Linked DNA regions of Homo sapiens: region 1 is linked to region 2. A link is a loop called in an ENCODE intact Hi-C map of the cell type or tissue named here. Cell type or tissue: sigmoid colon. All regions are shown on one strand. Each heading gives the region's core, and the rest is flanking DNA. Links, peaks and the distances in the headings are about the cores only. Region 1 has its middle 8.8 kb from the start of OR6B1. Region 2 holds the start of LOC105375549 (a long non-coding RNA gene).

The links. Hi-C counts contacts between places; a loop is a spot of excess contacts. Peaks named below come from ENCODE experiments on the same cell type or tissue, not always from the same donor. Only the 100,000 strongest peaks of a DNase experiment are listed, where the experiment ranks them.
Region 1: it touches region 2 in a loop (5-fold over the local background); 2 of 110 quality-filtered maps call a loop at or near these places.

Annotation. Positions count from the first base shown.
Region 1 is chr7:143,983,256-143,999,787 of GRCh38, forward strand. It overlaps the pseudogene SLC16A1P1. Among named protein-coding and RNA genes, the nearest start is that of OR6B1, 8.8 kb to the right of the region's middle. In sigmoid colon, for the core only: no CTCF peak of the experiment used is centred there; no DNase peak of the experiment used is centred there.
Region 2 is chr7:143,873,571-143,890,102 of GRCh38, forward strand. TCAF1 (TRPM8 channel associated factor 1) reads right to left here. Exons shown (of 9, transcript NM_014719.3): 2 at 2,419-3,052. The coding sequence starts at 3,038. It overlaps LOC105375549 (a long non-coding RNA gene), which reads left to right and starts at 11,881. Exons shown (of 3, transcript XR_007060574.1): 1 at 11,881-11,980; 2 at 12,937-13,075. RefSeq lists enhancers at 11,556-11,605, 11,636-11,695. In sigmoid colon, for the core only: no CTCF peak of the experiment used is centred there; DNase peaks (open chromatin) are centred at 8,521, 9,391 and 11,751; H3K4me3 peaks cover 2,836 bases; H3K27ac peaks cover 537 bases.

The sequences.
Region 1 (16,532 bases), core at 4,937-12,936, 110 kb after region 2:
CACACACACACACAAACTATTTCAGATTTTAAAAGGACATTAAAGCAGTAAACAGCAAAAATTAATAATATAGAAAAGTTAATCTGTTGTTTGGAATCCAAAAGAAGATAACTGATACAGACAAAAAAGAAACAACATATGGATAATTAGTATTTCTGATGAAAAGACTGAATAAAAATATTTTTTACGTTTAACTATAATTTATAAAAATGTCATTTAAATAAAGGAAGAATTTGTTATTTAGATGAAAGAGCCTTGCCATGTACCTGAAAATTAAAGAAAAGTAAAAGTATTTATGGATATATTGGTAAAAATGACTGAATTTCAAGTATAATGAAAGGATAATAAAGATTCAGAAAACAAACAAAACAGAAAAGTCACTTAGAAAAATGTTAAGCAAGTGCATTAATTTTCTAGTGCTGTGTAACAAATTGTAATAAATTTATAAGTTTAAAAGAACACAAATTTTTTATCTTAACATTCCTGCTGGTGAGAAGCATAGCCAAGTTCTGAACTCAGGGTCTCACAAGGCTCAAATCAAGGTATCAGCTGGGGTTGTGATCTCATCTGGGACTCAGAGTCCTCTCTCAAACTCACCAGTCATTGGAAGAATTCATTTTCTTGCATGTGTGTGACTGAGGTACCCATTATCTTGTTTGTTGCTGGCTGGTGGCTCCTCTAAGCTCCTGGAGGCCACCCTCAAGTCCTTAACCCATGGCCCACTCCTCTCACGACATGGCAGCTTGCTTCGTCAAGAATGACAGGAGAATCTCTATTGTGTCAAATCTCTCTGATGGCTAAGAAAGTCTGGACACTTTTGAAGTTCTCACCTGATTAGGTCAGGCTCACTCAGGATAATCTCCCTTTTGTGTAAATCCAATTCAGCTGATTAATTACATCTTCGAATTCTGTTTTTCCATGTAGTGTAACATTATCACAGGGGTGAAATCCCATCATATGTCACAAGTCCTGCTCATATTGAAGGGGAGAGTATTGTACAGGACATGTACACCAAGAAGTGAGACTCTTGCGGGCCAGGTTGGAATTCAGCCTATGACAGCTAGAATCGGTCTTTGAAATATTAGATGACAGGGACAATAACATCTTTCTATAGAATCCTGAGTGAACATATTGTTAAATAAAAGTTGCATACCTAGTTAAGCCATCATTCATTTTTAAAGGCTATAGATATATACAATTCCATATGCAAAAGTTCAATAAAATTATTACCCATATACCCTTCATGAAGACTGTAAAAACTCTAACAAAAATGTAGGCCAGATGCGGTGGCTCACACCTATAATCCCAGCACTTTGGGAGGCCGAGGTGGGTGGATCAACTGAGATCAGGAGTTTGAGATGAGCCTGGCAAACATGGTGAAACCCCGTCTCCACTAAAAATTAGCTGGGCGCGGTGGCAGTTGCCTGTAATTCCAGCTACTTGGGAGGCTGAGGCAGGAGAATCACTTGAACCCTGGAGGCAGAGATTGCAGTAAGACGAGATTACGCCATTGCACTCCAGCTTGGGAGACAGAGCAATAATCCGTCTCAAAAAAAAAAATGGTAGGAACAACTTAGGATGGCTTAAAATAAAATGCTGGGAGGCATGAAAGTTAAGTTGTGATAGGATAGGTAGCAAACTAAAGCCTTTTGAGTAGATAATTGCGTTTTTAAAAAGACTGCAAATTGACAAGGCAGCCACTCCAGCTCAACCAGAAAAAGTGGCAAGCTGCGACTTGACTAACTGGCCACGTGGGTACTTGAACCAGCCAATGAGGCAGCAAGAGAAGGATGTGAGCGTCACTCTGGGCTCTGCAGAACTCCAGCCCCTGCCACTGCCTCACTCCTATGCTCAGTGCTGCAAGCTGGAATTTTTCTACACTTAAAATGCCACCAGCAGTTGGAAGTTCAGTTGGATACACCCCTTCAGACAGATGTTGGGGGTGGGCAGTCGTAGTGGAAGCTTTCATTTCCATCAACTTCTCTTAGCATTTCTCAAATATATTACTGTCTTCTTCAAAGAGATGGAAGGTATACTCCATGCCACCACCAGCAAAGTGTCACAGATATGCTCCATCATGCTGCCTGTCATGTATGGTGGAGGTCTCATCAGCAGTATCCTGGTGAATAATTTGGCAGTTGTTCAGTCATGATTGTTGGTGTTGCTTGTCAGGCTGTAGCTTGATTGTGGCTTCTTTCTGTAGCATTATACAGGAACTTTACTTGTGTATAGGAATCATTGGAGGTCTTGGGCTTTCCTTTAACTTGAACCTAGCTCTGACCATGATTGGCAAGCATTTCTATAGGAAGTGACCATTGGCCAACAGACTGGCCATGGCAGGCAGCCTCTCTATGCTGGCCTCCTCAGTAAGGCTTTCTTTGGTATCTACGGATGGAGAGGAAGCTTCCTAATTCTTGGGGGCTTCCCTGCTAAACTGCTGCGTAGCTGGAGACCCGATGTGACCAATAAGGTCCAAGCCAACAAAGGCAGGGAAAGAGGTCTAAAGAATTCCTTCAGGAAGCTGAAAAATCAGATGCAAAAAAGGTGCAGGTGATACAATACAGATCTTATTGGAGGACACCCAAAAGAAGGGAAATGATTAATCTTCCAAACAATTAATACATTCTTGTACTCATCCCTGTTTACTCAGAGAGATTTTTTTTGCTGTACCTCTCTGGAAATGTGCTCACATTTTTCTGGACTCTTTACACCTTTGGCCTTTCTCAGTAATGATGGCAAGAGTCAGTATCACTCCAGGAGAAGTCTGCCTTCCTTCTTTCCCTTCTGGCTTTTGTTGACACACAGCAAGGCCTTCTATGGGACTTGCAGCCAACACAAAGCAGATAAGGCCTCAAGTTCTCAAGTTCAGTATTTCTTTGCTGCTTCCATTATCATGAACGGAATGTGCCATTTGCTAGCACCTTTATCCACCAGCTATATTGAGTTCTGTGTCTCTGTGGGATTCTTTGGATTTACCTTAGTGGCTCAGTTCCATATTGTTTGAAATACTGATGGACCTCATTGGACCCAGAGGTCCTCCAGCACTGTGGGTTTGGTTTACCATTGTGGGATGCTGCTGTGTGGGATGCTGCTGTGTCCCCCTGGGGCCACCATTTTTAGGTAATCTCAATGACTTATTGAAATTACAAATAGACATATGGGCATATGGCATAATCTTAATTATTGCAGGTGTCTAGCTCTTCATTGTTAGGTGATAGGTATCAATTATCAACTTTTGGTAAAAGAATAGAAAGCAGAAGAGAAACAGGAAAAGGAAAGTAAAAAGAGAAGAACAGCATAGATGTTACTGAGAAGTCCAAAGTAGTTACTAAAGAAGAGGACTCCCCTAACTAGAAAGGTACAGAAGATGGCCCCAGTGAAGAGGAGAGTCCAGGCTGTACCCATTCAGCTAAAGGGTAAATGGAGCAGTTCATGACCCAAGATATCTGAAAATATTCTCCTGGCCTGGGATCTACCAGTGGTGCTCAATGCAGATAACAGACATTTGTGTGGAAACCATACCAGGTGTTCATTGATGGAATTTTTGTTTCACTCCTTACCAATAGCTTAAATTTAAAATGCCATATGCTTTGGGGAGGGGGTGGTTGATGGTAAAGGATGAGGGAAGGAAGTAGGTTTTGTTTTAATCTTAGCTTTTAACAGTGTCATGAAGATTTTAACATGTGCCTTACAGTTTAGTCTTTAGAAATCTTCAGAGAACTTTTAAAATAATTCTGCTGAATTCATGTATTTTGAGTGTTGTGTTAAAAAGAAAAACCATAACTAACTTGAGATGAATTTAAAATTTAAAAGTAATCTTGCTTCTTTGGCATTTGTAATGTATTGTCAGATATGGTCACTGGAAGATTTATGAATAGAAACGTTGGTTGAAAGTTGGAGATTTTATAAAATGCTGATGAATATGTTTTTCCAGCATCAGTAGTTTTTCTGGCATATGGTTCTGCTATCTATATATTTAGGAAATTTGAAGCATAAAACTTTGGAAGCATCTTGGCTGTTCTAGCCAGATTGTACTTGTCGACACTTCTTGGGTACCATTTCTTGGGATACTTATTAGAAGTCAAATAAGTACTTAAGGGTTGTTTTTATTAAAATACTACTTTGCTCCCCTGTTTAAAGACAGATTTTGAATGGTTATAAATTATTGCCCCTGCTCAAATCACTTGGTATTATTTTTCTCACTGTAAAGGTTAGTATTAAAAATTTCAAAACTATGTATTTGTGACTTCTTAGTAAATACAGCACATCCAATTAAATGTAGACATATTTCAAACATCAGTTGAATTCAGTTTAGGTTTTCCCAAAGCCTTGGTTAAATCATGAGACTATTGGATCTTTTTTGTGAAAGTTTTCTCCTTTGATTCACAGAGGTCTCATTTATATCTGATTCTAGCTTAGTGCTGTGTGTGAGATATACTCTCTGTGTGTTTGGTGGGGTTTTTCTTGTTTTGTTTTGCTTACTTTCACTTTTAGTTTGAATCTTTGCAAATTAAAGAGGGCCAGAAAAATGTGGCACCAAGCAAGCAGATAAGGATAAGGTTATGAGAGAAATTGCTAAGTGTGCCTAGTTTTAATGACTATTTTTTTTTCTTTTTTCTGAGAAGGCCTTAAAGAAAATCATGGTATACTTAGAATTATTGGACACATACTTACTCTCCACACAAAGCTAAAAATTATGTGACCCATTTCACTGACCTGAAAAGTAGAGAAGTAGAAGTAGATTCTACATCAGGATAAAAGAGGGGGTGGACCAAAACAAAAACTAAATATTTCTTATATTCAATGCATTTAATTGACAGAATGAACATATTAGATACAAAACCTTGTGTAAGAGGCTGACTTTTCCAAATAAACTTCTTTTATGGAAAAATAAAAAGCTGTACATTTCTCTCTGTTGAAAGGAAAGAAATAAAAGCCAAAGTGATAACTTAAAAATGAAGCTGCCACCCACAGGGGATGAGGACTTGGATGGAGCCCAGCATCAACAAGTAAGTTTTAATTAGGTCTGATTAAGCACTTCCCTCTAGGAGGCCATCCTAAACAATTTCTTCCTGCATCACAACCCTGTTTATTTGAACTCAGCAGGAAGTTCATACTTTACAGGTGGTCTTTCTTCGTCTTGGTTTTTATCTCCATTTGGCTTACACATCTGAGCAAATTACTCACCTCCTGTGATTCCAAAATCAACCCGAAAGTGATATTACAAAGTTATTGTCATGAAAATGTGATCAAATAATAGGTAGCCAAAACATAGGGAGCAGAGATTTAGAGAGTTGTGTCAGACATCTAATAGATAAAAATATTTTATTTTTATAAACTTTTGATGTTTAAGGTATTTTCTACCTTATAAAACTTAGTTATCCATCATTTTACACTCTAAATAAATGTTTATTTTCATACAATCTTTGTTTATTATTTTATGTTCCTTTCCCTAAAGGGTACCTCGTAAATTATCTGTTTCATACCCCACAAAACCTGAATGTATTTTTACCTGAATTATTTAAATCATAAATTTTTCATTTTCTCCTGCATCATTTCCATAAGCACAAATTTCATATGCCTTTGCCATCTGAAGGAAAAATGAACCTCCTTAAGACCACATCACACCTACCACTTGAGAATAAATCATTTTTAGATTTAAAAAAATAGATCACATTATGTATCACCTTACAGACATGGTCCCATTTCACTATGCTCCTTTACATAGAGATTCCCTGAAGGAACTAACTGCACCTTTCATTCCCATGTTCTCCCCTTCAATCACTGCCCATGAGGTGGAAATTAAAGAAGAAAAAATAAAATTAAAAAGAAAAAGAAACAAACTTTCCTGTATTCAGCTGACTTATCCCAGAGGCAGCAACAGACATGGCCCAGACCCAGGAAAAGCCTCAATAAACACTATCTGAGAAACTAGGACACAAAGGAATGTGCTCTGGAGACTCTCCCAGCACTCCCTCAACATAGGAAGGAGAAAAACAAATTTTCTTTTCTCTTATGGTATGAGTTTATAGATTTCTGTTCTCTGCAACTAGTAACTTCAAATTTTCTGTTTTATCTAAGCAGTACAGTGAAGGTCATGAGCTGTTTGAGCAGGCCTGAGCAACAGCCACCTGGGTGTCATAGCGAAGGTTATGAGATAAGCCCATGCAAGATGCTAGAGCAAAGCCTAGATAACAGCCATCTGGGCTGTGCATCAAGGGTCATGTGTAATTCTGGGTTATGCACCTGTCACAATTTGATTAACTGCCTTTGTTCTGCCTCTGTATCCTTGCTTTCATGCCTTTACGCTTCATGCTACTGTACGCTTGTTTCAAGCTAGCCCACTCCCTTTCAAAGGTGTGTATGTAAGTCAAGTGCTGTCTTTGTTCTTGGCCCAGTTTTTGGATGTTAAGTCTGCTGGGTCTGCGTGCACTCAATAAGGATCCTCTGGTATTCACCCCGTGGTCTCTCTTGTCCTCCTGATTCCTGCAACACTCAGTCTAAACTAAGATTTTGATCCCACCATTCGTCCAAAATAGCTAGTGTATAAATCACTAGAATTTTTCATGTTGCTAAAACCAATGGTCAATTTCAGTCCTCATCTCACTCGGCCTCTCTAGCAGCATATGACACAGTGGATCCCACATTCTCCTTGAATTCCTGTTACCTCATCAGAAAGTTCTCAGACTCCTGTGCAGAAGCCACATTCTCTTCTAGATGTCTATATATTAGATGATTAAGGATTCAAATACAATCTCAAATCCAAGTACACTAATACCCAAGTTGATCTCATCTAATTTTATAATATCAGTAAACACTAAGGACTCCCAAATTATACACATCCAGCGCTGCTCCAGTATCCAACTGCCTACTTGATAACTCTATTTAGATTTTCACATATGCAAGCAAGTCTCTACTTTTACTCCCCTCACCAAAATATTCCTCTTTCTTATCTTAATATATGGCATCATAATTTTTATACTCTTGTTTCCTCCATTTTCCTCATTACATATTCAATCCATAATAAGCAAATCCTATTGTCTCCACATTCAAAATATTGATTTTAGAAGCCATGTAGAATTATGCAAAGATTACCTGCCATGAAAAATTAAAGAGCTTCCTAAGCAAAAAAAAAAAAAAAAAAAACATAAATAAAATCTCTTTTTCAGTGTTTGAATCTCATCTTTCATGACAGGTAATTTTTGATTGAGTGTTGGACACTGTGTTTGGAAAACTGAAGGAGTAATTTGAGGCTCTACATAATGTTATCCTCCTCAAGAGAGGATTTATTTGACTTCTATCAGGCAATTATCTATGAGCTTCTTTATGAAGCATTTTTATTTTTGTAATTTCTTCTTACTCCCAGAGAAGAATACTTTAGAAATCCCAGCTGACCATATAGATGTTTAGAAAAGATCTGTTCCTTAATGAGCCCAGAAAGGTAGCTGTTGCTTTCTCAGTTCTTTGAGTCTACCATAAGTTCTGCCCATTTTCTTAGTCTCTTGACCACTGTTAGACTCAGTAACATTGGTTTTAAGGCATTTTTCAGTTTTATGATTCATGGTAAAAACAATTCCAAAGAAATATAGACATTGACACAATCAGACATAACTATAAAATAACTGATTAACATATTAACATGTTTAAGAAAAGAGAAACCATGTTGGAGAATATTATCAAAAATCTGGAGTCTACTAAAAGGAATCAAATGGTGTTTTTAAATTTAATTTTTTAAAATAAAATTAACAGTCTCAATAGCAGACTAGAGAGAACTGCAGGGGATTTGTGAAGTAGAAGATAAGTCAGTAGAAAATAACCTGATTCAGGGGAGAAATAAAAAAAGAAGAAAAATTTAAAACAGCATTAGTGATTTATGGGATACGCTAAAAAGGTTTAACATTTGGATCATAATGAAAAGGTCTAACCTACTTGTAATTGCAGACTCTAACTGAAAGAAGAAAGATAATGGGAAAAAGAAATTTGTAAGACATAATGGCAAAACATTTTCAAAAATTTAATACAGTCATCAAAACACAGATGCATAAAGTGTTACAAATCTCAAACGGGAAAAATACAATAGAAACATACCTAGGTATATCAGAGTAAAACTGCTGCAAACCAAAGGTAACACAATTTTTCTTTTTCTTTTATTTATTTATAATTTATTTTTTAATTTTTTTGTGGGGTTGGTGCGACGGAGTCTCACTCTGCCGCCCAGGCTAGAGTACGGTGGCGCAGTCTCAGCTAACTGTAACCTCCATCTCCCTGGTTCAAGTAATTCCCCTGCCTCAGCCTCCCAAGTAGCTGGGATTACAGGCGCATGCCACCACACCTGGCTAACTTTTTTGTATTTTTAGTAGAGACGGGATTTCACCATGTTGGCCAGACTGGTCTCGAACTCCTGACCTCAGGCAATCCACCCACCTCAGCCTCCCAAAGTGCTGGGATTACAGGGGTGAGCCGACGCGCTCAACCACAATTTTTCTTTTTAAAGTATTCAGAGAAAGAAATAAAATTATCTTTAAAGAACCAAGATAGAAGCAAAATGTTTTCTTCCCTGAAGGAGGATGGGAAATCTCTCAGCTCCTACCATAAGCCTTGCAAACAAAATCAACATTTGTTTACCTCTGGAGAAAGGTCAGAAAGCCTTCTTGCCACTTGTCCAGACAAAAGTGAGTTGCTACTGAGGGAAAAGTAGAAGTAAAAGCAGTTTGCTCTTAGGGAAGAGGTAGAAATCCATTCAAGCTAGGATCCTGCCCTGCTACTAGGAGTCCACTAGGATAAGGGCAGAAACTCCCACCCATGACCAGTCACAAATAAAAAGTAGAGTCTGGCTGCCATGACTGGTGAGATGAGGTAGGAACACCACTTCCCAAGTCTCAGGTTTATAGGGGCTGACTAGGATGGAGGCTGGATCAGGGAAAACAAGGATATCTTTGCCCCTGTCACAAGCCTTGCACCAAGAAAAAATCAACAGCACCTATTTCCGGGAAAGAAGCCAAAGTATGGAGATACCTTGTATTACAAAGGCAATGCTACGCTTGGTAAAATTTGGGTAGAGCAGGAACACTGATTAAAATCTCCTATTTAGGTTCAACAAAGCATCATTCTTCATGGTCAGAAGAATTTGAAATCTGTGGAGCACTGCAAGTAATTATAGTAACAATACCCAAAACACCTCAACCACTTACACACATAGTCTGACAGAAGGACCAGCACCCCATTTTTAAGTATAAATACTCTATAGCCTAGTCTCTACTGTTCTTTTACCAACAATTTCCAGCATTTAATAAAAATTATATTTCAAAAGCAGCAAGAAAATACTTACTCATTGTTAAGTGAAAGCATTCAAAAGAATCAGAACCAGGAATGATCTAGACTGGATCTATCTATCAAACAGGAATTTTACCCTAACTATAATTAGGATATAGCAGAAAACATAAGCAATGTGCATGAGAACATGAGAAATTTTAGTAGAGCAATAAAACTGTTTCTTAAAGTAAAATAGAAATGCTAGAAACAAAAAAAAACAACATAAAAATAGATTATTTCTTTGATGGAGTTAAGACTATCACACAGGGAAGAGTCAGTGAACATGAGGTTATGGAAACAGAAATTATCCCAACTGGAATAAAAAGAGAAGAGTGAGTGGATAAAAATAGAACAAGCTGTACAACAACATAAAACAATCTAACAGATGTTTAATTTGAGTCTAAGAAGAAGACAGAGTAACAAGGCAAATGAAATATTTTCAGATATCATGGCTAAAAGTTTTGCAAAATCAATGAAATAAATCCCAGATTCAAGAAGCTCAGAGAATCCTAAGCAGGATAGAGAAAAAAATCATATTCAAATTGCCAAAACTCAGATACCAAAATAAAATCTTGAAGATGTGTATAGAAAAAGAAATATTATACACACATACAAAGATAAAATTACAACCCATTTATCATCAGAAATGAGGCACAGCATAAGACAAAGGAGGGCACCTTTAAAATGCTGACAAGAAAAAAACTCTCATCTAGAAATCTATACACAGTGAGAATTTCTTTCAAATATAAGCATGGAATACTTTTTCAGATAAACAAAACTGACGTACTTTATCACATGTGAGTACACTGCAAGAAATATTAAATAAAGTTCTTCAGGAAGAAGAAATGTGATACCAAATGGAAATTTGAACCTACAAAAGAAATGAAGAGTGCCAGAGATGGCAAAAATAATGAAGGCAAAAAAGATTTATTTTTATTAATTGTAAATAAGAACTGACTGAATAAAGTAAAAGTAGTAACTGTATTGTGGAGTAAAAGTAAATGTATTGTGAAGTTTATAACACACTTAGAAATAAATGCCAACAACCATAGCACAAAGATGAGAGGGAAAAAAATGGAAGTGAACCGTTGTAATATTTTTACATGTTTTGTAAAGGACTATAATATTATTTAAAATTGGACTATGATAGACTAAATATTTATGTTTTAGGCTGGGCACGGTGGCCCGCGCCTGTAATCCCAGAACTTTGGGAGTCCGAGGTGGGTGGATCACCTGCAGTCAGGAGTTCGAGACCAGCCTGGCCAACATGGCGAAACCCTGTCTCTACTAAAAATATAAAAATTAGCTTGGCATGGTGGTGGGCACCTGTAATCCCAGCTAATCAGGAGGCTGAGGCAGAAGAACTGCTGGAACTTGGGAGGCGGAGGTTGCAGTGAGCTGAGATCACGCCATTGCACTCCTGCTTGGGTGACAAGACCAAAACTGCGTTTCAAAAAAAATAAATAAAAATAAAAATAAGTTATGTTTTAAAATTTAGAGCAACTAGTAAACACATTTAAACAAAGGTATAACTAATAAGCCAATATTAGGTATAAGATGAAATTATTAAAATTAATTAATAAAAAGGCAAAAGTGTAGAAAAAGAAAACAAAAGCAAAAGCAACAACAACAAAAAAAACAAATAGCAAAATGGTACACCTAAATACACCTTCATCCTCTAATAGCAGTAAAGGTAAATAATCTAAAACACAATGATTAAAAAGCAGAGAACAACATATAGAATTGAATAGAAAGACCCAACTGTGTGCTCTCTACAATCAATGAACTCATTTTTAATATAAAATAATAAATTGATTAAATGTAAAAAGATAGTGAAGATCTACCATGCAACACTATGTCAGAAAGCTGGAGTGACTATAATAATTTCTAATAAATTCCCATAAGAAGGTATATTACCAGAATTAACATAGGATATTGTATAATAAGGGAGTTGATTTTTCAAGACAATATAATAATTTTAACAATTTAATAATAGCACTAAAAATACAGAAAGAATAGACAAACCCATCATTATTAGTGAAGATGTTAACATAATTTTCTCAGTATTTGATAGATCAAGTAAACGATAAGAAAGTCAGCAAATATGGACGACCTGAACAACACCATCAACTAGATTAACCTAATTGACATTTTTATAAAATTCTACTCAGCAATAGAAGACTACAAATGTCAACATATTTGAAATTGAAATTATACAAATATTTTCTTTTAACATAATGATATTAAATTAGAAATAAGGAAGTGATATTAAATAAGAAATAAGGAATAAACCAAAACCTCTGGAAAAATCCCCAAATGTATGAAAATTAAACTCTATACTTCTAACTAATCAATAAGTCAAGGAAATCACAAAGAAAATTAGAAAACATATTTCAAATTGAACAAAAAACAGAGCCTAGAGAAAAATGTGAAGCACTAAACGCTTTTGTTAGAAGTGTCTCAAATCAATGACTCAGAGTTTTACCTTATGAAACTAGACTGAAAAGATAAAACTAAAGACAGAAGATGCAGAAGAAACAAAATAAAATATAAAATGATGCAGAAAAACAGAAAAATAGTAGAGAAGTTCAATGAAATCAAAAGCAAGCTTTGAAAAGATCAATAACGTTGAAAAATCCGTAGTCAGACTGATCAAAACAAAGAGAGAAAACACAAATAAAGACACATACAATTAAAGAGAACACATCTCTACAGATCCTGCAGACATTAGAAACAACACTAAGGTAATAGTTTAATAGCTTTATACCAAAAATTCAAAGAACTTGAGTGAAATAGTTAAATTCCTGAAAAATCAAAAGCTGCCAAAGCCCACATAAGAGAAAATAGGTAGCCTGACTCCCTATCTATGAAGGCAATTGATTTTTTTTTTTTTTTTTGAGACGGAGTCTCGTTCTGTCGCCCAGGCGGGAGTGCTGTGGCGCGATCTCCGCTCACTGCAAGCTCCGCCTTCCGGGTTCACGCCATTCTCCTGCCTCAGCCTCCCGAGTAGCTGGGACTACAGGCGCCCGCCACTGCGCCCGGCTAATTTTTTGTATTTTTAGTAGAGACGGGGTTTCACCGTGGTCTCGATCTCCTGACCTCGTGATCCGCCCGCCTCGGCCTCCCAAAGTGCTGGGATTACAGGCGTGAGCCACCGCGCCCGGCCGGCAATTGATTTTATGGTTAAAAATCTTCCTTGTGGAAAAATCCAGGTCCAGATGCCTCCACTAATGAATTCTACCACATATAAAAAGATAATATAGTGCTACTTCTACACAAGTCTTTCAGAAAATAGAAAAGAATACTGACTATTATTTTATGAACCCAGATTTACCTGATAACAAAACCAAATATATAAGAAAAGAGGCTGGCCACAGCGGCTCACACCTGTAATCCCAACATTTTGTGAGACCAAAGTAGGCAGATGCTTGAGCCCAGGAGTTCAAGACCAGCCTGGGCAACATGGCAAACCCCATCTCTACAAAAATACAAAAAAGTTAGCCAAGTGTGGTGGGGTGCACCTGTAGTTTCAGCTACTCAGGAGGCTGAGATGGGGGGTGAAGGGGTGGCCTGCCCCTCCACACCTGTGGGTATATCTCAGCAGGTGGGATGAGAGACTGAGAAAAGAGATAAGACACAGAGACAAACTATAGAGAAACAACAGTGGGCCCAGGAGACCGGCCCTCTGTTCCCTCAGCACCGGTCTCTGAGTTCCCTCAGTTTTTATTGATTATTATTTTCACTATCTCAGCAGGAGGAATGCAGTAGGAGAGCAGGGTGATAATAGAGAGAAGGTCAGCAAGAAAACATGTGAGCAAAGGAATCTGCTTCACAATTAAGTTCAAGGGGAGGTACTATGCCTGGATGTACACGTTGGCCAGATTTATGTTTCTCTCCGTCCAAACATCTCAGTGGAGTAAAGAATAACAAAGCAGCATTGCTGCCAACATGTCTCGTCTCCTGCCATAGGGTGGGTTTTCTCCTATATCAGAACTGAACAAATGTACAATCGGGTTTTATACCGAGACATTCAGTTCCCAGGGGCAGGCAGGAGGCAGTGGCCTTCCTCTATCTCAACTACAAGAGGCTTTCCTCTTTTACTAATCCTCCTCAGCACAGACCCTTCATGGGTGTCGAGCTGGGGGACGGTCAGGTCTTTCTCATCCCACGAGGCCATATTTCAGACTATCACATGGGCAGAAACTTTGGACAATACCTGGCTTTCCAGGGCAGAGGTCCCTGTGGCTTTCCGCAGTGCACTGTGCCCCTGGTTTATCGAGACTAGAGAATGGCGATGACTTTTACCAAGCATACTGCTTGCAAACATTTTGTTAACAAGGCACATCCTGCACAGCCCTAGATCCCTTAAACCTTTATTCCGTACAACACATGTTTTAGTGAGCTCAATGTTGGGGCAAAGAGGCTAGGGTAAAGAGGTTAGGGCAAAGTTACAGATTAACAGCATCTCAGGGCAAAGCAATTGTTCAGGGTACAGGTCAAAATGGAATTTCTTATGTCTTCCCTTTCTACATAGACACAGTAACAGTCTGATCTCTCTTTCTTTTCCCTACAGGGCGGATCACTTGAGCCTGGGAGTTTGAGGCTGCAGTGAGCCATGATTGTGTCACTGCACTTCAGCCTGGGAACAGAGCAAGACCCTGTCTCAAAACAAACAAACAAAAACAAAAGAGTCCAATAACCTTCATGGACACACAACCATTCTTAATAAAATGTTAGCCAATCAAGTCCATCAAGTTACAAAAATATAATAGATTGTGACCATGGGGAGTTTATGCAGGAAATGCAATGTTGATTCAACATCCAAAACTAATTCTAATCAATGTTATTTCATTTATCAACAGACTAAAAGGAAAAACCAATTCATCATCTTAATAGATGCAGAAAAGACAGTAAATATAATTCAATACTCATTAATGACAAGGACTGTAAAAGACTAGTTATAGAAGATACTTCTTAACCAAGGATGGTGTCTAATGAATAACTTGCAGCTAACAACAGCTAACATTATGAAAGATTAATTTTCCTCTAACATTGAAAAAATGACCTGTATGTTTATACTCATCATTTCTCTTCAACTGAGAGTCCTAGCCAAAATCATAAGGTCAGGAAAAAATAAATAATAGGGATACAAATGAGAAAGAAACAAAATAAAACAATTTTAAACTTCAGGCAATGTTATTATATACATAAAACATAAAGACTCTACGATAAAGCTTGTAGACATAAAGGAGTTTGGCAAGGTTGCAAGTGGCAAAGACAATATATAAAGTAAATATATACACACACACACACATATACATATAAGTATAAAAAACACACCATTAAAAAAATGAAGTAAGGAATTCCATTTCTTCATAGCTCCATAAAAACAACTAACAAGGCCGGGCATGGTGGCTCATGCCTGTAATCCCAGGACTTTGCGAGGCCGAGGCAGGTGGATCATGAGGTCAGGAGTTAGAGTCCAGCCTGACCAACATGGTGAAACTCTGTCTCTACTAAAAATACAAAAAGTAGCCACCATGGTGGTGCGGTGCCTGTAATCCCAGCTACTCAGGAGGCTGAGGCAGGAGAATCACTTGAACCTGGGAGGCGGAGTTTGCAGTGAGTGGAGATTGCACCACTGCACTCCAGCCTGGGCAACAGAACAAGACTCTGTCTTAAACAAAACAAAACAAAAAACAAAAAACAACTAATAAGATGGCAAAAACTGTCAGAATTAGCTTTTGTTTAACTATGGATTCTAGCCAAAAGTTTAAAACAAACAATGGAAGATTAATGAAAACAGAAGCTGCCACATTGCAGTAACAGAGTTTTGGGCATTTAAACTACCCACCTATCCTCGCTCACTTCCCAGATTGGTGTCAGCTGTGAAGATAACAACCCACACTTCTGGCACAGATTTAACAATGTGCGTGAGAAAGAGCAATATGAACCTTATTCTCAAAGAAAACTGGTTACAATTTTCTAACCATTTGGAAGCCAACTAAAGGGCTTACCTTTGTGTTTCTTGAATGGAAGTTTTCCCAGGGCTGGGGTAGCTTCCTAGGTACCATTTGCTGAATGCAGTTAAAAGCAAAAGCATTGGTTGCAGCAGTCTTGGTCTAGGGATAAAAGTGGTAACAAGCAACAGACAGAAAAGATTGGGAAGAAAATAGGTTGGGGAAGAAGGTACATTGGAAAATAAGGGATTTTTTTATAACTCAGGTGTATGCCAGAAAACAAAGAAAGCCAGGTGTATATCCAGAGCAGAATGCATGCTCAGAAAAGGCCTGAGAAGGCCCTAAGATTTCACCTCTGAATGACCTTCAGGGTCTGCCCAATAACAATTGACAGCTAAAACCGAGTTGTAATGGCCAAAGTGTGGAGGTGTGCCCCAAACAGAACTAGTGTCAACCCCAACAGAGAACAATAATAAAGAATAAAATGCTCCTTATAATAAAAACAAACAACAACAAAAAAAGTGGACATAACAACAAATATACGTGGACTCCGAAAGAAGAAGGCAGATAGCCAAGGGACCTCAGGCACAACACACAGGTTCTTGGAGTTTCCCTATTGCCTCCCGTATGTATTGAACAGGAATCTGCAGAAGACTTCAACCTGAAACCAATTGGTATAGGAAAAAAAAAAAACTCCAAGGAAAGCCTGTACAGCTGAATTCTAGGATAAGATCGTGTCAACATGTCCCAGAATACAGCCAATGTTTATCTGCTAAATATCTCCATTCTAGAATTGCTTGTATAAAATGTTGACTCCAGGAGTCAAAAATGATTGTCACAGTAACTCACAGAATCTTCTCACAGTAGATGGACATTTTCTATCTTTGGAGGAGAAATGTGGTCCCCCTCAGTGACAACCATATCACAGCAGCTTAAAACCATGTTGAAAAATTGTGGTTAATATAAAATAATACATTTTAGAGAAGTCAGTTTTTCTGAGACTTGGAGATAAATCAAGGCCAGAGACTTGAAAGAGATGCCTTACTTTTATTTGCTACTACTTGGTTTTCATACTTCAGTCCTGTAAGAGAAATTGTACTGAAGGCTGCTTGCTTAATTACCATAAACATGTGTGGCTCTCCACACTGAACTGTTTATAACTTTTAATATATTCATCTACCATTGCATCAAATCACAGTGAATCTGATAGCTTTTCTTTGTGAGAGGGCAACTTAAGAGTTCTGCCGGCTACAGAAGAAG
Region 2 (16,532 bases), core at 5,122-13,121:
GTCTTTAAAATGAAGAGGTGTATGTCAAGCTTAGGGGTGGTAGCGAAAAGATAGTCATTGTATTATTATTTATAAGAAAAAATAGAAATAACATTAATGTGCTAATAGGCAAATGGTTAAATGAATTTCAGGACAATCCAACTGAATGCAAGATGCTCTTCAAAAGGATGATGCCCATCTTTTTACAGGGATATGAAAAAAACGCTCAGGATATAGTCAGTGAAAGAGCAAGTTGCAGATCTCTCTCTTTTTCTCTGTGTCTCTTTCTACCAGTCCAGCTCTCCCAACTCTAACCCCAATACATAAATGTAGGAAAAACATCAGACAAGATACCATCCAAACCATTAGCAGTGATCATTTCTTTGGAAGGGGGGAAGAAAAGAATTAGCGAGAGGCAGAGGATGAGGTGGAGGACAAAGATCTTTCACTTTTTACTTTGTATGCTTCTGAATTATTTTACTTTTTTCCCAAGAAGCACATATTTTAAAATTAAAAAGGAAAAATGTTCATTAAAAGGAAAAGAAAACAATTGTGATTTGGCAATCTCTCTTATAAAACAGCATATTTTGCCACTTGTACTCACTCTCTAAAAAGTTCTATTTTGTGAAAATCAGTTAAAACAATTTTAGTATATATGGCTAAGCATATAGTAAGAAGTACAAAGCAGGAGTTAGGTAAATACATTCACCCCACCATGCCTGGGCATTGATTCTGACCTAAAACCTATAATTAGGATTCTATATATGCCTAACATATAACCAGCAATAACCAGCAACGACCTCCAAGGATGTGCAAGATCCTTATTATAAATAAACTTACAACCAAGTCTCTTTTGTGTCTAATATCCCTTCACCATTTTTCAAACTGAAGGGGGCATGGATAGCATCAATTTATAAGGCTGGTCAATTCAGGTTTCGTGAGGGTATTTTCAAACCAAATTTATGGGAGCATTTGGGCATTTAGAGTATGACCATTTGTACGGCGTTCTTTTCTATGCATCTCTGATGACTTTGTGAACATACAGAGATCACTGTAGACTGAAAAATGTCCTACAAGGGACAGTAGGAGCTTCTATGCCACCACTTTCCTTTAGAGAGAAAAAGAGAATTGAAAGGACATGCTAGTGCCACACTGTGCCATTACTGGTTATAGATCCCAGGTTTCCAGGTTTTATGAACAATGATAGCATAACCCTCTTCCTACAACAGTTACTTGGTTTTTGACTTTTGTTTCCAAGTCTTGTAATTGGAGATGTTCCTGTGCCCCTAATTCTCAGATCTTTGCAAATCAGGTTCTTGAAATAAGAAATAATGCCTGGGATATATAATATGTTTAATAAACCCTGGCTAAATAAATGGATGAATGAACAGAGAGTTTGAACTCCTTTGCAGAAGCCCAATATTTGGGCTAAAATGATACGAGTCATCTTTTTGTCCAAAAACATAGTAGACTAACTATTCTGGTTGATCTTCCTAAAACTTCCCTAAAAGTCCCATGCCAAGGAGAAGTCATAGCTCATTCCCCATACCTTCGTAGTACCCTTGGTGTGTCGTCCTCACCCAATCCTACCTTGCTCCATTCCCATCAGTCAGAAATATCAGTGTTGTTTGTTCTGAGAATGCTGAGAGTTTTAATATACAACATAGAGAGTGGCCTAATGTACTTTTTCTGCTCCCGGGACTAATCCAGCTTATAATCCCTCTCATTCATTCATGCAGTCATGCATGCAAGAGATGTTTACTGAGCACCTACTGACCTGCTATCTGTTAGGCACTATATGTGGTGCTGGAGTGCAGTGAGAGCAAAGCAGGCAGGGCAGTACACTCCAAAAACTTTCAGTGCAGGCTCTCCTGCACCCATCACCTGACTCCTTCATTACTGATCATCAACCTTTTGCCCCTCCTAAATCCTAGATTTAGCACATATAACTTGAACCATCTTTTCTGATATCTTAACTTCTGAAGGCTTCTACTTCCTATTGCATCCTAACCTCATCTGGATAGACATTTCAAAACCTTCCCCACACCTCTCTAGGCTTTGGCTCATGGGGTCCTTCATGCCTGTTTTCCTTTTCTTCACATTCCTGTTGAAAGCAACCTCTCCTATAAACCATCTGGATTAACTATGCCAACTGTTGGGGCCAACAGCACAGTTTTGATTAAGCAAGACACTGGGACCATAGCCACCATTAAGTTCAAATTATCAAAGAGCTAAATGGTCTGGTTTGGGAAGACAGGGGCAGTGAGGACCTTGCCCCTCCTATGTCTCAGGGCATTTAAAAAATCTAGTTGATATGTAGTGATTCCATATCTGAGTGCCTGGGAGCACTCTTCTGTTAGCCTTGGAGCAACCTGAAGATAAGAACTGGGTCTGCTTTTCAACCCTGGAGCCAACTCCCCAGTGGGGTAACATACTCACCTAACCAACACTGGGATCTTGGGCATCTTCTTGGAGACTTTAAAGAAACTCGTGTCCCCTTTGTTGTCAGTAAAGTAAATGCCAGCCACACTGGTCACGAGGTTCCCAGGGAACGTGAACAGAACCCTTTCATCCTCCCCCTGGTTGGCCCAATCCCAGGCTTGTCCTCCTATGAGCAAGCCGCCACCACATTTCATGAACTTGACCAGCTTTTCTGTCATGGTTTCATTGTAGGCATCAATACAGTAAACCCCCAGGGAGTCTTTCACTTCTGGCTCAACCTTTGCATCCACTCCAGAGCCCTCGAGGATTTTGGCCAAAGGTGCCAGGGATGGGTGTACACCAATGGGAGCCCCAGGGGAAGAGCAAAGCCACCCCACTGCGTTCAGGAGAAAGGGCGTGAGCTGGGCTTCCACCAAGTAGTCCTCATGGGACACGACCACCAGGCGGCCACGGCCATAGGAGGAGGCAGCAATGAGGACCTGGCCCATGTCATTCACCATCACAGGAAATGAAGCCTCTCCAATAAGAAGCAGTTCACATGGAACAGCATCTTCGGGTACATCCCAGCTTGTCACACCATTCATAAGGGCCTCGAAGGCAGCAGAGGGAGTCGCCATGGCTCTATTGGTTTCTGCAGAGAAGAAAGCAAAGGCTCAGCTTAGCGAAGAATGGATAAACAAAGAAACAAATAGAGCAGTTCACTCTTCCAGTAGCTGGGCTATTCTTCCCACTATGCAGATGAGGCTGACACTGGGAAATGATTTAAGCACTCGGTGTTAGTGTCTGAAGTCCAGGAGACCCCAATGGGCCCTCTCCTCTTAAATTCTGCAGTCAAACTTAGAGAGCTTGATACTTTTCCATCACAGAAGGAAACAAACAGAATGAAAGAATGAGCAAGGAATTGTGTCCCCCAAAGAGATATTTTGAAGTCCTAACCCATAGGACTTATTTGGAAAGAGGTCTTCACAGATGTAATCAAGCTAAGATGAGGTCATATGTGATTCAAATGGGTCATAGTCCAATGACTGATGTCCTTGTAAGAGGACATTTGGAAACACAGGGGAGAATGCTATCAGAAAATGGGGGCAGAGATTGGAGCGATGAGTCTACAAGCCAAGGAAGACCAAGAATTGCTGGCAAACACCAGGAGCTAAGTGAGAGGCCGGGAACAGATTCTGCCTCAGAATCGCCACATTGCTGACACCTGGACTTCAAACTTCTAAGCCTTCAGAACTGTGAGATGATGTCTTCCTGTTATTTTAAGCCACCCCATTTGTGGTCATTTGCTACAGCAGCTGCTGGGAATTCATACAGTGGTGCGGCATGTTGTGCTCCCAGCCCATTCCATCCCTCTTGGCTCCCACACTAATCAGATTAATCCCAGCTTGGAGAACTCAGAACTTCCATCTGAAATGCCTGGGCTTTCAGAAAAGGTTCTTTGGTCAAAGCCACAGGCTAGGTAAGAGGAAAGTGGAAGTCCTCTGTGGTTTAAATGCAAGTCTCACATAACCAGGAGCAGAAGGTAACAAGATATGCAATTACTGCAGCATCCTAATTGCACCTGGGATGCAGCTGACAAAAGTGTGGAGGTGAATTCACAAATATCCTCGGCTTCTTCACAATGAGATCCCCACTAATGATGCTCTATAGTCTGACCTCTGCTATGAGCACTGTACTGAAACACTTCCTCCAAGGACAGATGTGTTTTCATGGTCAGGTCATGCAGGTTGTCTCATCCTCAGTGACCACTCAGCAGCACAGGACATCACTGCTCTTCAGTCCATGAGGCTGAACCACCTCTGTCAGTGCGGCCCGAGGTAACCTCTTTATATCCAACCTCTAGAACCACTTACTTTCTGTCCTTTTCTGACCTCCTCTTGGAATATGCAGACAGCCCTTACAATTTAATCACTGGCCCTTACTACTTGTCTATCTCCCTTGTCAGATAATATGCTCACTCCCAACATAATACGCAACCTGATTATAAACTTGGGCTCTGGAGTTATGGCAGTCTGAGTTTGAATTTCAGCTCTGTTGCTTAACAATTGTGAGACGCGGACAACACATCTCAGATTTAGTTTCATTATTAATTAAATAGGAATAATAATATCTGCCATATACGCTTGTCCTGAGGATTAAGGGAAATAACATAGGTTAAATGCCTTTTCATAAGTATTATTTATATGCATAAACGTATATGTTTATAATTATTTGGTTAAGAATAAACCATTTAATTTAAGCATGTGAATAATAGAGAATTCTTGCAGTGGAAAAACAATTTAACCTAACATAGATTTTACAAGCACTGAATTGAGCATGTATTGATTCTGATTTAATAGTTTTCATATTTTGGTACCATACTAATACTAACACTAACACTAATGCTAATTACTATTACATTCATTTCTCATATATCTCTGTGTACCCTTGAGAAAGCCCTTCACACAGGCTGTGGGCCTTCCACAAGCCAGGATAAAATAGCCCCAGTCTTGAGGTAACAAGTTCAAGACCATACTGGCCATTTATAGCCAGTCTCTAAACTAAAAAAGTCTTGAATTTATTAATTTCCCTCTAAGTGAGCTCTTTTAAGGCAAATTACATAAGCTCAACGTTTCTAGTAGTTAAACAGAAGCATTAATGACCTACCTACCTCAGGGGACTATTGAGAAGATACTGATATGAACATTTGGTAAGCAAGAAGCTTGTCTCTTCCCTGCTCCTCCTGATGCCCACAAATAATCAGGATAGCAAAGTGCACAGTGTCACAGTATGTCTCTTCTCCCTGCTGCTGCCATATCCAGCTGGTCACAAGTCCTATTAATGTCCTTGTTCATGGTTTCCAATCACACTGCCATTAACCTAGTTTAGGTCCTTAGTAATTCATGCCTGGACTCAACCGACCCAATTTCTAAGTTACCAAGACCTCTTCCCACCTTTACTTTTCTAAAACCACTCTAATCATGTTATTTAATCTCAAAGCTCCACCTTGGTCTCTGGGGACCATCTACTGCCTCCTGGTGTGGACTGCCTGCAGAGCTGGCTGCTCCCTGGCTTTTCCTGCCTTTTCTCCTGCTGCCTTTCTCCCTGCAGCATCCCGTCTGCCAGGCGCCCTTGGACATGCCCTGTTTTCATTTTAGATTATCTTCCTAATCTCTTTCCATTCTGTTCCCTCTCCCAAATCTTTCTATCTACGGAAATCCTGTCCTTCTAAGAGAAGATATGGCACAGAAAAGAAAATATAAATGGCCACTTGTGTGGAAAAAATGCTCAATCTCACTAGTAGTCAAGTAATGGAAAATATATCATGTGTTGCTCATAATATTGTTAAAAAAGATGATACTTCTTTCTAGGAGAAAGTGGAGGAGGAGAAGAAGGGGAAGGAGATGAAGATGAAGAAGACAAAGGTGGCTAGTAAAGTTTAATATTTGAAAGGCTAATAATGTTTAATACTTAAAAGACCATCACAATCGGCAGGAATGACGGAGAATGTCTGCGCTCTTTTTCAAAAACAATTTTATGGTGCCTACTTGGCTTCAAAGGTGTGCCTATCTTTAGACCCAACAACCTTTCTTCTAATAACCGTTCTTACAGAACTAAGAAGGGCAGTATCAAAGATATACGTACAGGATGCTTACTGCCACACAAAATTACAAAGGGAGATAAATGAAAACCTAGAAGTACAGACAGATAGACTAATGACAAAGAATGTTTCCTAGAACCATTTTTGATTCTTGTGGGTGCAGGATCTCTAACCCAAACCCACACCTATCCAACTTCCACATAGCCCCCAGATACCCCATTGTACCCAGCATAAGACCCTGTAGCACTGTCCCCAGCCATCTATCCACACACACCCACTAAAGAGTTGCCCATCAGAACCCTTCTCCCTCAGCCTCTGCTGCCTCTAACGCTGGCACGAGTACAAGCAGAACAGGGACCTCACATATCTGTCTCACTAGTTGTTTTCTGAGCTAGTTCAAGGATGAGTTGAATATATTTTACATCCACCTAGAAGAATGTCCTAGATACATTTCAAGTGAAAATTTCAAGTCACTATGATATGCAGAACATGAAGTCATTTTTGTATGGGCAAAGATAATAGTAATAGTTGTAATTAGTAGTGGTAGTAATTATTATTAGTAGTAGTAACAACACAATGCTTACCAGGTTCCTGGCATTACTACACGTGATTTCTGTAACTTATTTAATGCTGACAATAAACCTATGAGATATTTACTATCACTATCCCCATTTTATGGATGGGCAAAACAAAAACTCCAAAATCATAATGCCCAGAGAATTAATTATTTGCTCAAAATCACACAGGTGCTAAGTGGTGGTGGATCTAGGATTCAAATCCAGGAAACCCAGTGCTGGAGTCCATACTCTTAAGCACCAGGAATACATAAGTACCTGTTACATACCAGGCTTTTATATGCATTGAAAATCTATGGAGGCCACATTTCAACATAATCACATTGATTACATTAGGAAGGAAAGAGGTGAACCATTTTCTCTGTCTTTATACAAATCTGCATCCTTTGAATTGTTGTATGTATTGCTACTACAATGAGAAACAACACCGAGTTAATACAAATTCAGTTAAGCATGTAAACACACATTAAAAGATTAGGTACAGTTTTTACATGATGAGGTAGACTGATCAACTGATCCTGGCTCACTGGACCTAAAAGGTCTTCCTCCATCTCTGATCAGGTTGTGCATCTGCCCATCTATAAATTTGATTTCCTCCTCTATGGGGGTCCCTTGAACTCTGCAGCTGGTTGTGTCCCCACTTTAACCAGCTATCAGTGACTCCATCACTTGACTTTTGAACCAAATGCTCCCTCTCTATGCCCGAATCCATGTTTGTCCTCCAAGCTTGGTGAGCTCAAATGAATAAAACCTGGGGGAAATGTCCTTTCATTTCTCTCCCTAACCCCTCCCATGCTTCCTGCTTTCTTTCTCCTGGGCCCACCTCTGGCCCCTTTTAGCTTGCTGGAACCAAAGCCAACTCCAAAGCAGAAAGTATTGAAGGCACAACCTGTAACTCAGGGAGAGAGCAGAGCTTCCACTCCCACCACAGAGCAGCGCCATGGCTCGTAAACCTGGTTTTCCCTTTGAGAGATGCGTGGAAGGGCAGGTGGATGGAGGGCCATGCTGGATGCTGCACCACCCATATCCCGTATGGTAGTGTGATTTCAAATCCTGAAACTAGAGTAAGTGTCTGAGGCCAGAGTATACATTTTATTCTTTGGATGAATAGACATTCCATGTCTGGATGATTAAATGACAGATGAGGGTATAAGGGTAAACCCAGGATCATTTTTTCAGCAACTAGCTAGCCTGACCTCGAAAACTGGTTTATATTACACACATTCAATTCCATAGGTCTTCTCTCCTTCATGCTGTTTTTTTCTCATGAACCTTCTGTTTCTTTTCCTTTCTATATCCAGTGTCTTTTCCAAGACATCGGGCTAGTTCAACCCCTTTTTTGAATTCTGTCCTAGACATTCCCAGCTCAGTCTTATTTTTCACTTAAGATTGTTTAATTCATACACCTGTAAGAATATGGAATACATGTGGAGGGATATAGATGGTAATAATAAAACAATCTGAAAAATTAAACAAACTCCCATATACCTACCATTCAGCTTAAAAAATAGACCTTTACCACCATCTTTGAAGCCCCTCCTGTGATCCTCCCCATTCAGCCCCTCTACCATCCCCATAGGAGTAAGCAGGGTTGGAGTCTTTGCTTCTTCTAGTCCTCTATTTCTACCTTACCGAACTGCCTTCTTAATTCTCAAGTTCCCCAGAGGCTCTGTCTTTCTCTTACTCCTATTCTCTCACTTCTCTCCTAGGTCACTCAAGAGGATGACATAATTGAGGAGCACAAGCCCAGGAGTGAGAAGACCTGGGTATTATTACCTTTTTAAATGTGGGCGCTGCCTACCCCCCAGCTGTTGATCTGCGTGCCTCAGGGAGTATTCTATCAAATGCACAGTGTGTGAGAAGGGATGTTCTAAACTCCCAGAGGCTGTCAGCACTCAGCTTGGAGTCTGGCGGGGCTCCACTCTCTTCTTTCCTCCCAGGCCCAAAGCCAGTCTGCAAAGAGCACAACGGTGACGTCTGAGAAGGGAGGGGGCTGGGGAGTGGGGGGCAGCCGGCAGGGAGGAGGGGAGCTCCTCCATGCGCGTAAACACACACACACACACACACACACACGAACGCTCACTCAAGTCTCCAGGGGCCAGTGCCAGTGGGAGATAGAGCTCAGTCCCAAAGCCAGTGTTCACAAAGATCAAAGGGCAGTAGGACAGTAGGCCACAAGTAATGCTCTGTCACCAGCTACCCGCGACCCTGCTCAAGCCCCGGGCCTTCTCATCCGACAAAGCAGCGGATTAGACGCGGTTCTCTAGGTCAGGCCCTCAGGTAACTCAACCACACAAAGCAAGCACACACAAACATCAGATGTCAGAACCTGGAGAGGAGGAGCAATGCGGCAGGGGGATGCGGGACCCAAGCGCAGAGGAAAATCACCAGCAGAAATACGGACACAAAGGGGATTCTCTGTCCCCGATGATTTCTGATTTCGGCACACCCAGACCCACGGCGCACCCATCGCGCCCCGCACCCCCGCCCCGGCCTCCCGCCCTGCCCTCCCCCCCGCAGCACCCAGGCCGAGTCCACCGTTGCTGGCCCCTTCTCCAGCCTGCCAGGCTTTTGGAGAGGGCCACTCACCAGGTCACCCTGCGATTTCCACGGGGGCAGGTGGGAGCGGGCAGAGCCTGGCGCAGAGAGGAATGCACAGGGAAGAGGCTTCCCTGTACCAGTGACTGGGCGACCGAGCCGGGATTTGGGAGCGGGGAGGAGGCTGGAGCTGGAGGAGAGGAGGGGTTTCCACGGGAGTCCCCTCCTCCCCACTTCCTCCCAGGCTGGAGTGGGAGCTCCAGGGGGCGGCGCTTGGCGGGGGACAGCGCTTCTTTGTGTCGCCGGCCCTGGTGGCTTGGCATTGCTGTGGCTTAGGGACGCCTGGAGACCCCATCCTGGCAGTGTGGACGGCTGTTTCATTAAAGATACAAACTTCTCTGACTCTACATTAGTAAGGGAAAGGCTGAGCAAATTGTGGGACAAACATTCTGCTTAGTATTATTCAGTTCTTAGGAAGAGCTTGAATCTCCATTTAGTCGGTGAATATACCGTGATATATTGCCAAGGGGAAAATACAAATTGTAGAAATTGTTGAATATGCTTTTGTTTTTATAGGAAAAACAAACCCCGTATATATTTGTATTATGGTGGGGAGAAGGGAAGGCTACATTTCTACCCATTAATATTGTTTAACTTGAGAAATAGGAGAGGTGCAACTTTTTATATAACTCTGCACTGTTTGCAGTTACGTGTCTTACTTTTGTAAATTAAAAATAATATACAGTTCAAACAATAGTTAACCAAAATGTATTTTTCGGTGTACAGTTCAAATCGCATTTCTTTCTTTCCTTTTTCTTTTTTTTTTTTTTTTTTTTTTTGAGACGGAGTCTCGCTCTGTCGCCCAGGCTGCAGTGCAATGGCGCGATCTCGGCTCACTGCAACCTCCGCCTCCCGAGTTCAAGAGATTCTCCTGCCTCAGCCTCCCAAATAGCTGGGATTACAGGCGCCCGCCATCACGCCTGGCTAATTTTTTTATTTTTGTAGAGACGGGATTTCACCATGTTGGCCAGGCTGATCTCAAATCACTGACCTCAAGTGATCCGCCCGCCTCGGCCTCCCAAAGTGTTGGGATTACAGGCGTGAGCCACCATCGTGCCCGCTCCCCATTTCTTTCCTTTATGATATCAGCTGAGAGCTGCTCCTCTCTCTTGTGTATGTGGCCACTTCACCTTTCTCACAGGTGCTGGCTCCAGCATGGGAAATGCAGGGTGGTGACAGGGACCCAGACTAAGTGGACTGGATTCAAATCCCAGAGCTACACTTTACCAACGGTGTGACTTTGGGGAAGTTACCTAATTCCTCTGTGCCTCAGTGTTATTACCTATACAACGGGGATGAGAAAAGTAATACCTATACTAAGCCTTATTATAAGGCTTAAGTTAGGTGAGTTTATGCTTGTAAAGTTCTTGAATCAATGTCTGGTATACGGTAAGACTGGATGAGTGCCTCATAAATAAATATTCAAATCATCCTAAAATTCAATATTTCATATTTCAGGAAAATGCATACCTTTTAATCCTAACTGGGGTTTGAGTCCCAACCCAAGCCATACTCCCTTTCCCCATCTCCCTTCAACTCCCTTTCTCCAAATTGGATCATTAGGAACAAGTCAGAAGGCCATGTAGATAGGTGAGCTCCGCGGCAGGTTTTATGTAAAGGAAATGGCAGGGAGAGAAATCAAGAGAACCTGAATTCAAGATTCTGCCAAGTCAAGGCCCACCTGAGAGACAGTGAGCACATCTTTTATCTTCTCCAGTGTTCAGATTTTTCAGCTAAATGAAGCGGGCTAGTGACTGGCACTCACTAAGTCCCTTCCGGGTCTGCAATGTCAGGACTAACAGCACCGCAAGTTAAAACCCTGTAATACTGAATCTCGTGCAAAAATTTTAAATTCAGAACAAAAACGCATACCTAAAAATAAACATTAATAATAAAGGACAAAATATACAAGGTAAGGGATGCAAGCTAACTTACCTCTCAGGATGGGGGCATGAGATTTGGTGGGGGGAAGGGGTTTTTAAGTGTTTTATTTCTTAGAAAGAAAGGGGGGTGGAGGAAGAGAGGGAGCGCTGAAGCAAAGGTGATAAAATGTCAGCATATAATAAATCTGTCATATTATCTCCTGCGCGTAGCTTTGAAATATATTTCATAATAAAATAAAATATGTTGCTGGTTATGTTCCTGGAGAAGAAATGCAGTATGAAAGAAATAAGAGACTGGTAGAAAGAAGCTGAAATAGAAACAGCAATGGAGAAAGCGCAGGCAACCCTTTTTGAAAGACATCTACCTCCCTGGACCCAAAACCCAAGGGGGTCCCAGGCCAAAAACGCGACCACTTTGGCAGCCCCGCGTGCGCCCCCCTCGGCCGCGCTCCCCAAGGACCCCGACCCAGTGCCTCCTTCTCCCACCCGCACCTCAGCGGACTGCATCGGGAGCCGCCCCTGAATTGGTCCGTGTGCCCGGGCCTGGTCTGGTCCCCGAAACCAGCTTTGGACGAGACTCACCCTTTCGTCCAGCAATTTCCACACCAGGCTACTTTGGAGTGGGGAGTCTTCCACAGAGATGTGGGAAGGCGCTGGGGCAGACGCCTTGGGAATTTGCAAATTGGTAGTGAAGTGGCTAGGAGGAGGCGTGTGGGGGGAGGTGGGCTGCAGTGCAGACGGTTGGGGGTTGGGGCGTCCCCGGGAGCTGATTGGCTGCCGCGGGTGGAGGCGGAGCTTGGCCGCCGCCCCCGGACCGCAGAGGCCCGGCTTTGTGTCAGTTTCTACCCCAAGATGCCGCCCCAGATCCGGGATGGAGACCCAGACGCCCGCCCTCAGAGTGCAGCAGGACGATTTGTTTCAAAGTAAATCGTTGAGACTGTTCATTAACAAGGGAGCGATGGATAAATAATGATGATCTCTGTGTAAAATAATATACAACTATTTCCAAGGATGGGTTAAATCTACTTATATAAATCTACTTATATATTGCCTCTATCTATATATTTATATATTATTTTTAAAATAAACATCTAACATAGTAAAAAACGTTCCATTTTGTGTAAAAAAAACTTCAAAACTGTTCATATGTACTTATATAAACACAGAAATTGTATGGAAGATAAACTATTAGAACCAGTTACTTCAGACAGGAAAGTGGATTACTTGTTATTTTTTTCTTGATACACCTCATTAGCGTTTCAATAGTCACACGCATTATTTTGTAATAAAAATAAATTTAATCAACTAAAAAACTACATAAAATATCCTCACCCAAGCAGCTGGCAGCGGCTTCTCTACAAATATGATTTCTCCCTGTGGAGAACTTTGTTGCTAGTTCTGATCCATGTTATTTGAGTGGAACACGAGACTTGACCATGGAGCAGGAACTGGCTTTATGCCTGACCAGGTCCTGCACTCGCATCTACTCATCTAACCTGGAGAGCTCAACTGTAAAACCTGGAGGAACCACTCATCTCTTTTTATGGCTGGTCCCCAGGGCCCCAGGGAGATTTGCATGGCCCCTGTCCTGTCTCCAGATTCCTCACCCCTCACTGCCCTGGCCCCTGTTTGCTGGGTACCTAAGGAAGGGTTGTCCTGGGACCAAACTGTTCTCTGGAAGAGACCATCACAAAGCTTTCTCCCTTACTACAAAAGTGTAGTGTCCAGAGTGGACCTTCCAGGGGAAGGTGGCTTCAGTGGTGAAAGGGACAGGGTACGACATCCCATATAAATTAAGGGTTTCATTTCAACTGCTCCAACTACAGGAAGCATAGGTTAAGAACTCTATTTTATTCTTTCTATTCCCCACTTCAACTAGGTCACAAACAGGTGCTCTGTAATGTCCACTGGATGGATGGATGAAATGGGGTAAGAAAGAAAATCCTTAGGATCATTCCTCAAAAAAACAAACAGCAGCCTAAAGCAGAAAATGGATGAAATTACACACCTCCTGTGCTGTAAGTAAGTTTTCTCCTTCCTTCATGCTCTTTTAATGCTTCCTCAAATTTTACCTTTTTTTTTTTTTTTTTTTTTTTGAGACAGGGTCTTGTGCTGGAGTGCAGTGGAGCGAGGCTCACTGCAACCTCGAACTCCTGGGCTCAATCGATCCGCCCACCTCAGCCTCCCCAGTAGCTGGGACTACAGATGTGCGCGCCATCATGCCCAGGGAGTTTTTGTATTTTTTTTTTTTTTTTTTTCTGTAGAGATGGGGTCTCACTTTGTTGCCCAGACTGGTCTTGAAGTCCTGGGCTCAAGTGATCCTCCTGCTTCCGCTCCCAAAGTACTGGGATTACAGGCATAAGCCACCCTGTCTGGCTGCTTCCTCAAATTTTGAGCTGGTTCTATCTCCTCTTTCTCAGTCTCAGACACCACATTATAAGCTAAATTTTAAATGCTGGATCCTTTCTTATTTCTACTTCCCCTTGAGTTTGTTTTCCTTTCTAATGTTCTGCCTGGAGTAGCTCTGAGTAACGAAGACTGCTATGAAATCCTGAAAGTATTCAAATAACTTTTGAGATACTAAGTTTGGTAAATATTCTGAAACATGTGAATAAATGAACAATTAAAAATCCATATCAAAAATATTACGCAATTCTTTAAAATGAGCTCAATTCATACCTTGAGAAATTGTCTTAATGTATATTTTCAGCAATAAAAGTATGATCCTACTTTTTGCAGGGAAAAAATTCTATAATTGCGTGTTTATGTTTAAGCACAGAAAACATAAGGACAAATTTGGCTACTTCAGGAAGTGGGGGAGGGTTGAGCAGTAATTTTTTTCTTTAGACACTTTGGATTTTGAAAATGTTACAAGTATTATTTTGCAACGCAAAATAAGACTATTATTCAGTAATACCACTTTTAGGTGTGTACCCAATATACACATTTTCACTGAAGGACACGTACTGGAATCCTCAAAGTGTCACCATCCAAGGTAGTCTAAAACTGGAAACTACTCAAATCCTATCCTCCCTGCTTTCTCAGCTCTAATCCACCCTGCTCTCTATCAGCTGGGTACCATCAACAGTAGAATGTTTAAATAAATTGTGGCATATTCACAATGAAATATGGTACAGCAATGAGAATGAATGATTTGCATTTTTCACAATATAGCTGAATCTCACCAACATACTGTAGTGAACTAAGCCAGAAACAAGAGAGTACATACTATATTGTTATATTTACATAAATATAAAAACAGGTGAAACTAATATTTGATATTAAGACTTAGAATAATATTTACTCTTGGGCCAGGTAGTGACTAGAGAGGAACACAAAGGCGACTTCTGGGTTACTGGTAATGTTCTCTTAATTAATTTAGGTGCTGGCCCAAGGTTGTGTTCAGTTTGTAAAAATGTATCAAGCTGTACATTTATGATATACTGATATATAATCACACATGCAAATATCTAACTTTAATAAGGTGTTAAAAATAATGTTTTAGTTCTAGGAATGTAGATAAATGTCCCAAAACATACTACTGATGCAAACAACATATATACACAAAATATTATAAATTCATCAATGAAATGATAGGAAAGTAGAGAGTACACAAAGCCAGAAACAAACTAAAAGCAGGAAACATTGAAGGAAGCAAGCATGAAAGCTGGCTCTCACCACAATGCTTCCACAAAACCCTGGAGAATGTATGGGGAGTGACTCTATGGGGTTTCCAGCCTAGGATATTAAGACCAAGCTCACAAAAAGAATATAATTAAAAATGACATCCCAGCACAAAGCTCACACACCAAAGGGGTATTCCAACAGGGTAAAGGTAAATAGGAAGTAAATTCATGTCACAGAAGAAATCAATGCAATTTGCTTGTCTTGACCCTGCTGAAAGATGAAGGGGAAAAAGATCAATGAGAATGAATAATCACAAACCAGTTTTCCATATAGGTTTGCAATATTAATTCATGCTACATCTGTGAATTCAAAAACCCTAAGCAAATAATTTGAGGTGGTCCCAATTTGCTAATGTATTCAATTGGAAGATGCACATGCATATCTTTTCTAGAGAAATTTAACTTTAATGTATCTAGAAATAATTTCTAGGACAAAAATTCACATGAAAGGAGAAGCTCACATTAATAATTTTTAAAACCACATAACACTCAGGAAATAAAGCACAATGAAAGACAGCCATTACAAACAAGAGAATCAGAAACAGGCAAAATTTAGATATCAGAATTACTAGTCACAGAACATAGAATAGCCATGTTTTGTACATTTGAAAAATAAAATAGAAACTAGAAACTTGAACAGAAAATAATTGTATTTATAAAAAAGAATCAAAACTAGAAATTAAAAAATAATTGAAATAAAATAGTTCAAAATAGAAATTTATTGAAGAGACTAAATAGAAGATTAAACAAAGTTGAAGAAAGAATTACTGAACTGGATCTGGAGTAGAGGAAATTATTCATAATTCAGTCTAAAATCGAAAAAATGATGGAAAATATGAAAAAGGATAGACGATATAGAGCATATAGTGAGAAGACCTAAGACACATCTGATCTGAGGTTCAAATAGATATAATAGAAAGATTGTGGGAGAGTTATTATTGAAAGAAATGATTGAATTTTCCAGAGATCTTGAAAGACACCAATCCTCAGATCCAGGGAGTCTAACAAATCCTAAAATGATAAAAAGAAATACTCATCTAAATATCTGTAGTGAATTAAAGAAGAGAAGACACCAAAGACATCTCAATTGGTTCAGCTTACACAATTCTGACTGAAAAATGAAAGTTGAGCAAACTCTCCACTTGATGGGATGCATCAAGATCAGCTGCAGAAAAGAGAAGAACTTTCAATGGAGATTTTAAACAAGTGAGATCAAGATTCTGAAGCATATCCTCAAAGAACTGTAACAGGAGAGGAAACATGGCTTTACCAGTATGATCCTGAAGACAAAGCAGAATCAAAGCAATGGCTACCAAGAGGCAGAAGTGGTCCAGTCAAAGCAAAAGCAGATGGGTCAAAAGCAAAGGCCATGGTGACAGTTTTTTGAGATGCTCAAGGTGTTTTGCTTGTTGACTTTCTGGAAGACCAAAGAATGATAACATTTGCTTATTACTGTAGTGCTCTGAGAAAGTCAGCCATAGCTTTAGCAGGAAAACACCCAGGAAAGCTTCACCAGACAGTCCTCCTCCACGATGGCAATGACTTTGCCCATTCCTCTCATCAACTAAGGGCAATTTTGAGTTTCAATGGGGAATCATTAGGCATCCACCTTAGAGTCCTGATTTGGCTCCTTCTGACTTCGTTTCCTAATCTCAAAAAATCTGTGAAGGGCACCCATTTTTCTTTTTTTTTTGAGACGGAGTCTCGCTCTGTTGCCCAGGCTGGAGTGCAGTGGCTCGATCTCGGCTCACTGCAAGTTCCGCCTCCCAGGTTCACGCCATTCTCCTGC